2 separate regions of the Homo sapiens genome follow, and region 1 is linked to region 2. A link is a contact called in ENCODE Hi-C or POLR2A ChIA-PET data. All regions are on one chromosome and are shown on one strand. Each heading gives the region's core, a stretch centred on a gene start or an enhancer-like site at or near the end of the contact. The rest is flanking DNA. Distances are from core to core; before and after follow the strand shown. Region 1 overlaps PDE9A (phosphodiesterase 9A). Region 2 overlaps RSPH1 (radial spoke head component 1).

Region 1 (3,449 bases), core at 245-2,744, 240 kb after region 2:
TTCCCTGACTCTTCCACTGACTCCAGACTTCTGTAAGTTGATCCATGAAGTTTTTTTTTGTTTAGGATATTATATTTTAAAATTCTAAAATTTGCACTTGACTCTTGTTCATAGATTTGTCTCTCGAGACTCCCCTCTGTTTACGATTTACTGACGCCGCTTTTGTTTCGGTGTTTGCACGTACCTGCAATTGCTGCATTAAAGTCTCGTTTGCTCATTTTGGCATCTGAGCCGGCAAGCGTCCAGGGTGTCTGAGGGATGATTTTCTCTTGGCCATGGGTCACATTTTCCTATTTCTTTGCATGTCTATTTTTTATTGTAGACTAAGATTATGAATAACACCTAGGAGAGACATTGGATTTTGTTATCATCCTCTGAAGAGTGTTAATTTTGCTCCAGCAGTCAGTTCCGTTACTCACTGATCATCTGAACTTCGTGCAGCCTGGTTTTATGCTTTGTTGGGGTAGATCTCTAGACTGACCCTTCTGTGGTTTTAGTAGGAAGCCTGAGGTATTTATCAAGCCTCTCTAACTCGACTACATTTAAACTCCAAACTTTGTCTCCTCCACAGCAGGAGCTGAAACCTCTGCCACACTAGGCCCACAAACATGCGTCATTCAGGGATCCACCAAGGAACAGGGTAGTTTATACAGAATTTGGGTCCCACTGCCATGGCTTCCTCCTTTGGGAACTCTCCTTTCCATTTCCATCCTCTCTGACAACCTAAAACTGTGTCATCTGACGCTTCAACCTGGAACTTTCTGCTTAAGTTTTAGCCATCTACATTATAAGGGCACTTTATAGCAAGAAATAGAATATTATTCCATTCTAGGCCAAGTACAGTGGCTCACACCTGACATCTCAGCACTTTGGGAGGCCGAGGTGGGTGGATCAACTGAGGTCAGGAGTTTGAAACCAGCCTGGCCAACATGGTGAAATCCTGTCTCTTCTAAAAAAAATTTTGAAAAAATTAGCCGGGTGTGGTGGTGCATACCTGTAATCCCAGCTACTCAGGAGCTGAGGCAGGAGAATCCCTTGAACCTGGGAGCCAGAGGTTGCAGTGAGCCGAGATGGCGCCACTGCCCTCCAGCCTGGGTGACAGAGTGAGAGTCTGTCTCAAAAAAAAAAAAAAAAAAAAAAGAAATATTCCTTCGTTCTTTTATAGGAGCATAGTACTTCATTTTGTAGATGTACTATTGTGTATCCTACTGATAGATACTTGTGTTGCTTCCAGTCTTGTTTTTACAGCGATCAGATGGTTCTTCTTAATTTCTCTTGCTACAAATGTTGCTGCTGTGTACAACCTGTTAAAGTCCACAGATGGAATAAAAGCTTTGGTTTGCAAAAATGACTCAATCTTTACAAACATTCTGTCATTTGTACCATAATCAATTAGTTTATTGGATCACCGAATTGCCTGACAGAATCCTTCCTGGAACTAGTCTATGGGGTCATTTGGCATAGAGTCAAAGCCTCAGACACGATGAGCCAGAGTTGATTTCCTTTGGCTTCACATAATTAAACTTTCCCAGAGGATTATCAGGTTACAGTGACACACACACAGGCTGTCAGATAATGGACAAAGTCCCAGCAGCGTGTACAACCAGCTGGTGGCTCCCAAATTCAAATTCCCCCAGCGGCATCCGTTCGGTTATTCGTACCCACACCCTCCCTTAGAAGTTTACCCCTCCGCCAGGCGCAGTGACTCACGCCTGTAATCCCAGCACTTTGGGAGGCCAAGGCGGGCGGATCACCTGAGGTTGGGAGTTCGAGACCAGCCTGACCAACATGGAGAAACCCCGTCTCTACTAAAAATACAAAAATTAGCCGGGCATGGTCACGCATGCCTGTAATCCCAGCTACTCGGGAGGCTGAGGCAGGAGAATCGCTTGAACCTGGGAGGCGGAGGTTGCGGTGAGCCGAGATCATGCCATTGCACTCCAGCCTGGGCAACAAGAGCAAAACTCCATCTCAATAAATAAATAAATAAGTTCACCCCACTACGGGCAAGAAGCCACACAGAAAGAAAAATAAAATAGGTATCTCTGGGGTTTTCTGAAGGGAAAGTAAGTGCAGCTCTGTCCCGTCTTTGCAGCTCTAAATAGGAACATGGTGGAGTAGGGCAGGTCGGGCTTGACGATGTCATGACTTGGCCTCTCTCAGTGTCACGCAGCCCCTGCAGGTTATAAGGAGGATTGAGCTGGCCAGGCACAGTGGCTCATACCTGTAATCCCAGCACTTTGGGAGGCCGAGGTGGGCGGATCACCTGAGGTCGGGAGTTCGAGACCAGCCTGGCCAACGTGGAGAAACCCCATGTCTACTAAAAATACAAAATTAGCCCGGCGTGGTGGTGCATGTCTGTTAACCCAGCTGCTCGGGAGGCTGAGGCAGGAGAATTGCTTGAACCCGGGAGGCGGAGGTTGCAGTGAGCTGAGATTTCGCCATTGCATTCCAGCCTGGGTAACAAGAGCGAAACTCCGTCTCAAAAAAAAAAAGAAGGATAGAGCTAACATGCATGAACCACCTAGAACAGCACCCAGAGCATAGTAACAGCTCCTTGCAGATGTTACAGTACCTTGATCTATACAACAGTAAAGGGAAATGCATGCTAGCTGCCCCAGATGCTGCCAGCTTCACAGGCATTTTTCTGCCTGCAAACTAATCCTAAGGAAGAGAGGAGGGCAGGGGGAGAAATTGCACCCAGTCAAATGTAAACGATACAAAATGTGAAATTCCCCTCTCTGAAAATGAAAGGGAAAAAACTCGATTCAATGCCTGCCCCTGAGGTGAACCTGAAATGACAAGGCAGACACTCTCTAGAACTTCACGTTTGGCCACCAGGGTCTTCGGTTGATTTTCCTTTCTTCGTCATATCTGAGTGGCTGAAACGCCAGTGATCTGGGATAGTCCTTTGGCTGCTGATAGACTTATGCAATCCCTTGGCAGGCAGGACAGGCCAGAGGAAGGGCTCCTGTGCCTTTAAGGTCACTGTTAATCATGTAACTTTATTGTGTTCCTGGGCTATAAAGGAAATGTCGTCCTTGATCTGAATGTCTGTTTTATGATGTCCATAAACAGTGAATTGCCAGTGACTGTACCCTGAGTGAGAACATCCTCAGCCAGTTGAATAGTTCAAGGGCAGTTGCAGGGGTCAGGAGAGAGCAAAAGTGGGACAGAAGATGAGTTTGCTTCCCAGGAAGAGAGACAGTGCCACCCCACCCCTCGCTGACAGGGAAGCCTTCCAGCCCTTCCTCCAAAGAGCCTTGGCTCTCAGGGGTTGGAGGTTGGACAAGAGCAGAAATAAAGGCACCCTGCTCCCACCCCCCACAATCTTCCGGACGTCTAGAGTGCTTATCTCTTTGGGGGCAAGTAATGTGAATTATTTTCCCTAATGCAAAAATAAAAAATAAGAGACCCCTTTTACCCTTTTCTGAAAGGATAGCAGAGGT
Region 2 (3,699 bases), core at 539-3,038:
AGCATTGAATTGAAAAATTAGTGATGAGTTTAGACTTAGGATTCAAGGCCAGGGCCCTTGGGGTGAAAGGATGGAGCATTAGGTAGAGACAGCAGTGGGCGGCACAGAGCAGGTGCGGGACAGGCCCTCATGCACAGGATCTCCCGCAGCCTTCCAAGCTCCCCACAGTGTGGCTTCTACCTCCTGTGACCAAGGATAGCTTTCCACAGCCTCACACCTGAGCCCAAGGTGACGAGGAGTCGGTTTAAAGCAGGGCCTCTGGGTGATGCCAAGGGCTTGACGAGGGACACAGCAACAAAAAAACAAAACGAGGTGACTTGGCTCAGGTTGTGACATAGTTTGGGTGTTTGTCCCCTTCAAATCGCATGTTGAAATGTGACCCCCGGGGTTGGAGGTGGGGCCTGGTGGGAGGTGTTTGGGTCACGGGGGCAGATCCCTCATGAATGGTTTGGTGCCTTCCCTGTGGTGATGAGTGAGTTCTTGCTCTATTAGTTCACACAAGAACTGGTTGTTAAAAATATATATATATATACCTGGCACCTCCTCCCCTCTTTTCCTCCTCTTTTGAGCTATGGTACCAGCTCCCCTTCACCTTCCATCATGAGTGGAAGCTTCCTGAGACCTCACCAGAGGCCAGGCAGTTGCGGGTGCCATGCTTCTTGTACAGCCTGCAGAACTGTGAACCAAATAAACCTCTCTTCTTTATAATCTACCCAGCTTCAGGAATTCCTTTATAGCAGCACAAAAAGGACTAACCCAGGTTGAAAGGGCATTGATGTGATGGTAGACCCAAACAAGCCGTTCCCCGGCTTTCTTCAGAAAGAAAGTATGCAGACATGGGAGAGTTTGTGTACGATAATATATTCTTAACTCACTAGGAGGGGACACCTCAACAACTTCAGAGACCAAAAAACAAACAAAAGCGTGATTCCACACTCCTCCTTAAAACTCAAAACTTCTTACAGTGAGAATGACCTCATCTAAACAAATAAGTCAAAAGGATCAAAACCAGTACCAGGGTCAGGAAATGTTGCTGAATTGCTAATTATCTAGAGGGATTGATCAGACATTAATAATGAGAGGAATAGGAACACATATATTCCCACCTCAACACACATACGCATCTCGATGCCTTATAACGGCAATATTAGCTGACTAGCTTTACTATTAACCAGGGAATGTCAATGTAGTGTTAATATTAATGTTAGATATTGGAAAGGAAAAAACAAGAGAAAGACTTACCAACGGCACGTTCAGAGGAGCATGCTGCACAACGGACAAGCTAACAGTCACTGGACAAACTGTGGCAACACCAGTTACAGATTCAGTTTTCACTTGCAGGACCTAACACTGTCTAGAACCCTCCCACTCAGGATTAGTTTTTTATTTATTGGTTGTTTGTTTGTTTGTTTTTGAGACAGAGTCTCACTCTGTCGCCCAGGCTGGAGTGCAGTGGCGTGATCTTGGCTCACTGCAAACTCCGCCGCCCAGGTTTAAGCGATTCTCCTGCCTCAGCCTCCTGAGTAGCTGGGATTACAGGCATGCGCCACCATGCCCAGCTAATTTTTGTATTTTTAGCGGAGACAGGGATTCATCACGTTGGCCAGTCTGGTCTCAAACTCCTGACCTAAAGCAATCCACCGCTTCGGCCTCCCAAAGTGCTGGGATTACAGGCGTGAGCCATTGTGCCCTGCCAGGATTAGTTTCTATCAACAAAAACGGTATCTATCAACAAAGTCTAGAGTTCTGCAATAAATGGGAAATGATATTGTTTGCTTCTGGCAATTTAGTTCTGTACTAACACATGCAGATAAGGAAAATGAAAATGTGAAAGTGCCTAAGAGTTGGCATAACTTTTAGGCGAATCACCTCCAACCTTGCAGGATCAATATTTTTGAGCAGCTACTTCCCTGTTAATGTAACAAAACCCTACATGCTCCGCAACTTACCATATCTGTTAAACGATATTCACCATGTTGTTCACACCCAACATCAAATACATACTTTCCAGGGCCAACAGGCTACGAGCAAAGAGAAACCATTCTTAAGTGTCAACACCCAGCAGAAAATACAAAATACAAATGTCACCACCACAATACCCACCTCAAATCACCAAATTGGGTAAAGTGTAACATGGATTAAGGAATGCTTTTGTGAACTCGTGGCTGATGGGATTGGAACTTATATGCCCTGTTTTGTTTACTTTTGGAAACTTTAACCACATTTTACTTTTTTATAAAAGTGATGTATTCATTTTCAGAAAACCTCAGTGAATCAGTATCCATAGGCAAACTAGCTACCGATGGAACTACTACTAATATTTTGATGCATTCTTTGTAACTTTGCTTCTAGTATACATGGTTAAATAAAAATCTGATCATAATTATACATACTAACTCATACTCTATTTTTACTGAGAAATATGGCATGAACTACTTCCCGTATTTACAAATATTCTTTCCTAATAACAGTTGCCACCTGGTACTTTATTTCATCTATGGATTGCAACCTATTTTACTCAGTTACTATTGTTGGTATTTGGGATACTGATTTTTTTTTTTTTTTTACAAAGAACGCTCCAGCAAACGTACTCTGAGTTAAAACTTTATGTACGCTTTTGATACCATCCTTAAATTCTCAGAATTTCTGGACAAAAGCATACATGTGCTTTGATTAGATGAGGCTCTAATCGTTTCATTCCCATAACTGCACTTAAGAGTCCCAGATCCTCAAACTCTTGATTTTAGGAGTGTAAAAATGGTCTATTTTTACATGTTTTTTTATATAAAACAACAGGGTCTCACAATTTTAATTCACTTCATTTCAGTTGTTAGTAAGCCTGCATTTTTTTCAAGATTTTTAGCCATTTAAATCACATTGATTGATAAAACACTTTATATATTAAATGTTGCAAATATTCTCTCCCCATTTAACAGTCATCTCTTAGATTTTCTTTACAGCATTTTCTAATCTATAAGAAGTTATTTTTATAAAGCTAAACCTATTGGTTTTTCCTTTCTATTTCTGTTTAGAAAGTTCTCTTTCCTCATTTCAAGGTTAATATTCATCTACATTTTTTTTCTATATTTCCTAGGGTACATTTAAATCTTTACTTCTTCTAGAAAGTATCTTCATCTGTGTGAAGGCAAAACTATTATTTTCCTCCCAAATAATTGTCAAGTGTTCCTAGCACTATGTCTTGACTCCTCCCATCATCCCTTTGTTAATTTGACACGCTTATTGTGTGTGAAATTATTTTATATACTGGGAACTGTCTCTGGACTTCCTAATTTGCTTCATTGGTGTGTGTGTGTGTGTGTATCCTGGTATCACACTGTTTTAATTATTGAAGTTTTGTGGTATTGATAACTTGTCCACAAGGACATGTACAGGGAATTTTCTGAGGAAGAAACACAAACCAGCAATAAACATGTGACAAGATGTTTGACCTCACTAGTAATCAGGGAAGTACACATTAAAACAATGAGATGACATTTTTTACCCATAAGATTGGAAAAGAACAAAAACAACATTAAAGACTGAGAATATCCAACATCGATGAGAATATATGATAAACAGACTCATATTCTATTGGCAAGAGTATAAACTGACACCACTTTTTAGGAAAATGGGCACTACCGATTGTGATTCTAAATGCCAATCCTCAAAGGTTTCACAATTCCATTATCTAACCTACAC

Evidence for each region. Hi-C counts contacts between places; a loop is a spot of excess contacts on that map. ChIA-PET counts read pairs that join two places held with the same protein, here RNA polymerase II (POLR2A).
Region 1: a map of heart left ventricle shows a loop between it and region 2 (5-fold over the local background). The contact joins two enhancer-like sites. A Hi-C loop is called at or near these places in 1 of 168 maps with a recorded cell type or tissue (heart left ventricle). POLR2A ChIA-PET finds 5 or more read pairs at or near these places in 1 of 52 experiments (H1).

The regions. Positions count from the first base shown.
Region 1 is chr21:42,718,522-42,721,970 of GRCh38, forward strand. The region is part of intron 4 of PDE9A (phosphodiesterase 9A); the gene reads left to right. Among named protein-coding and RNA genes, the nearest start is that of PDE9A-AS1, 22 kb to the right of the region's middle. Within about 2 kb of position 1,495, at least 9 of the 41 ENCODE cell types and tissues checked have a DNase peak (open chromatin) inside an H3K27ac peak, as active enhancers do.
Region 2 is chr21:42,480,688-42,484,386 of GRCh38, forward strand. RSPH1 (radial spoke head component 1) reads right to left here. Exons shown (of 9, transcript NM_080860.4): 6 at 1,950-2,021. Among named protein-coding and RNA genes, the nearest start is that of RSPH1, 14 kb to the right of the region's middle. Within about 2 kb of position 1,789, at least 2 of the 41 ENCODE cell types and tissues checked have a DNase peak (open chromatin) inside an H3K27ac peak, as active enhancers do.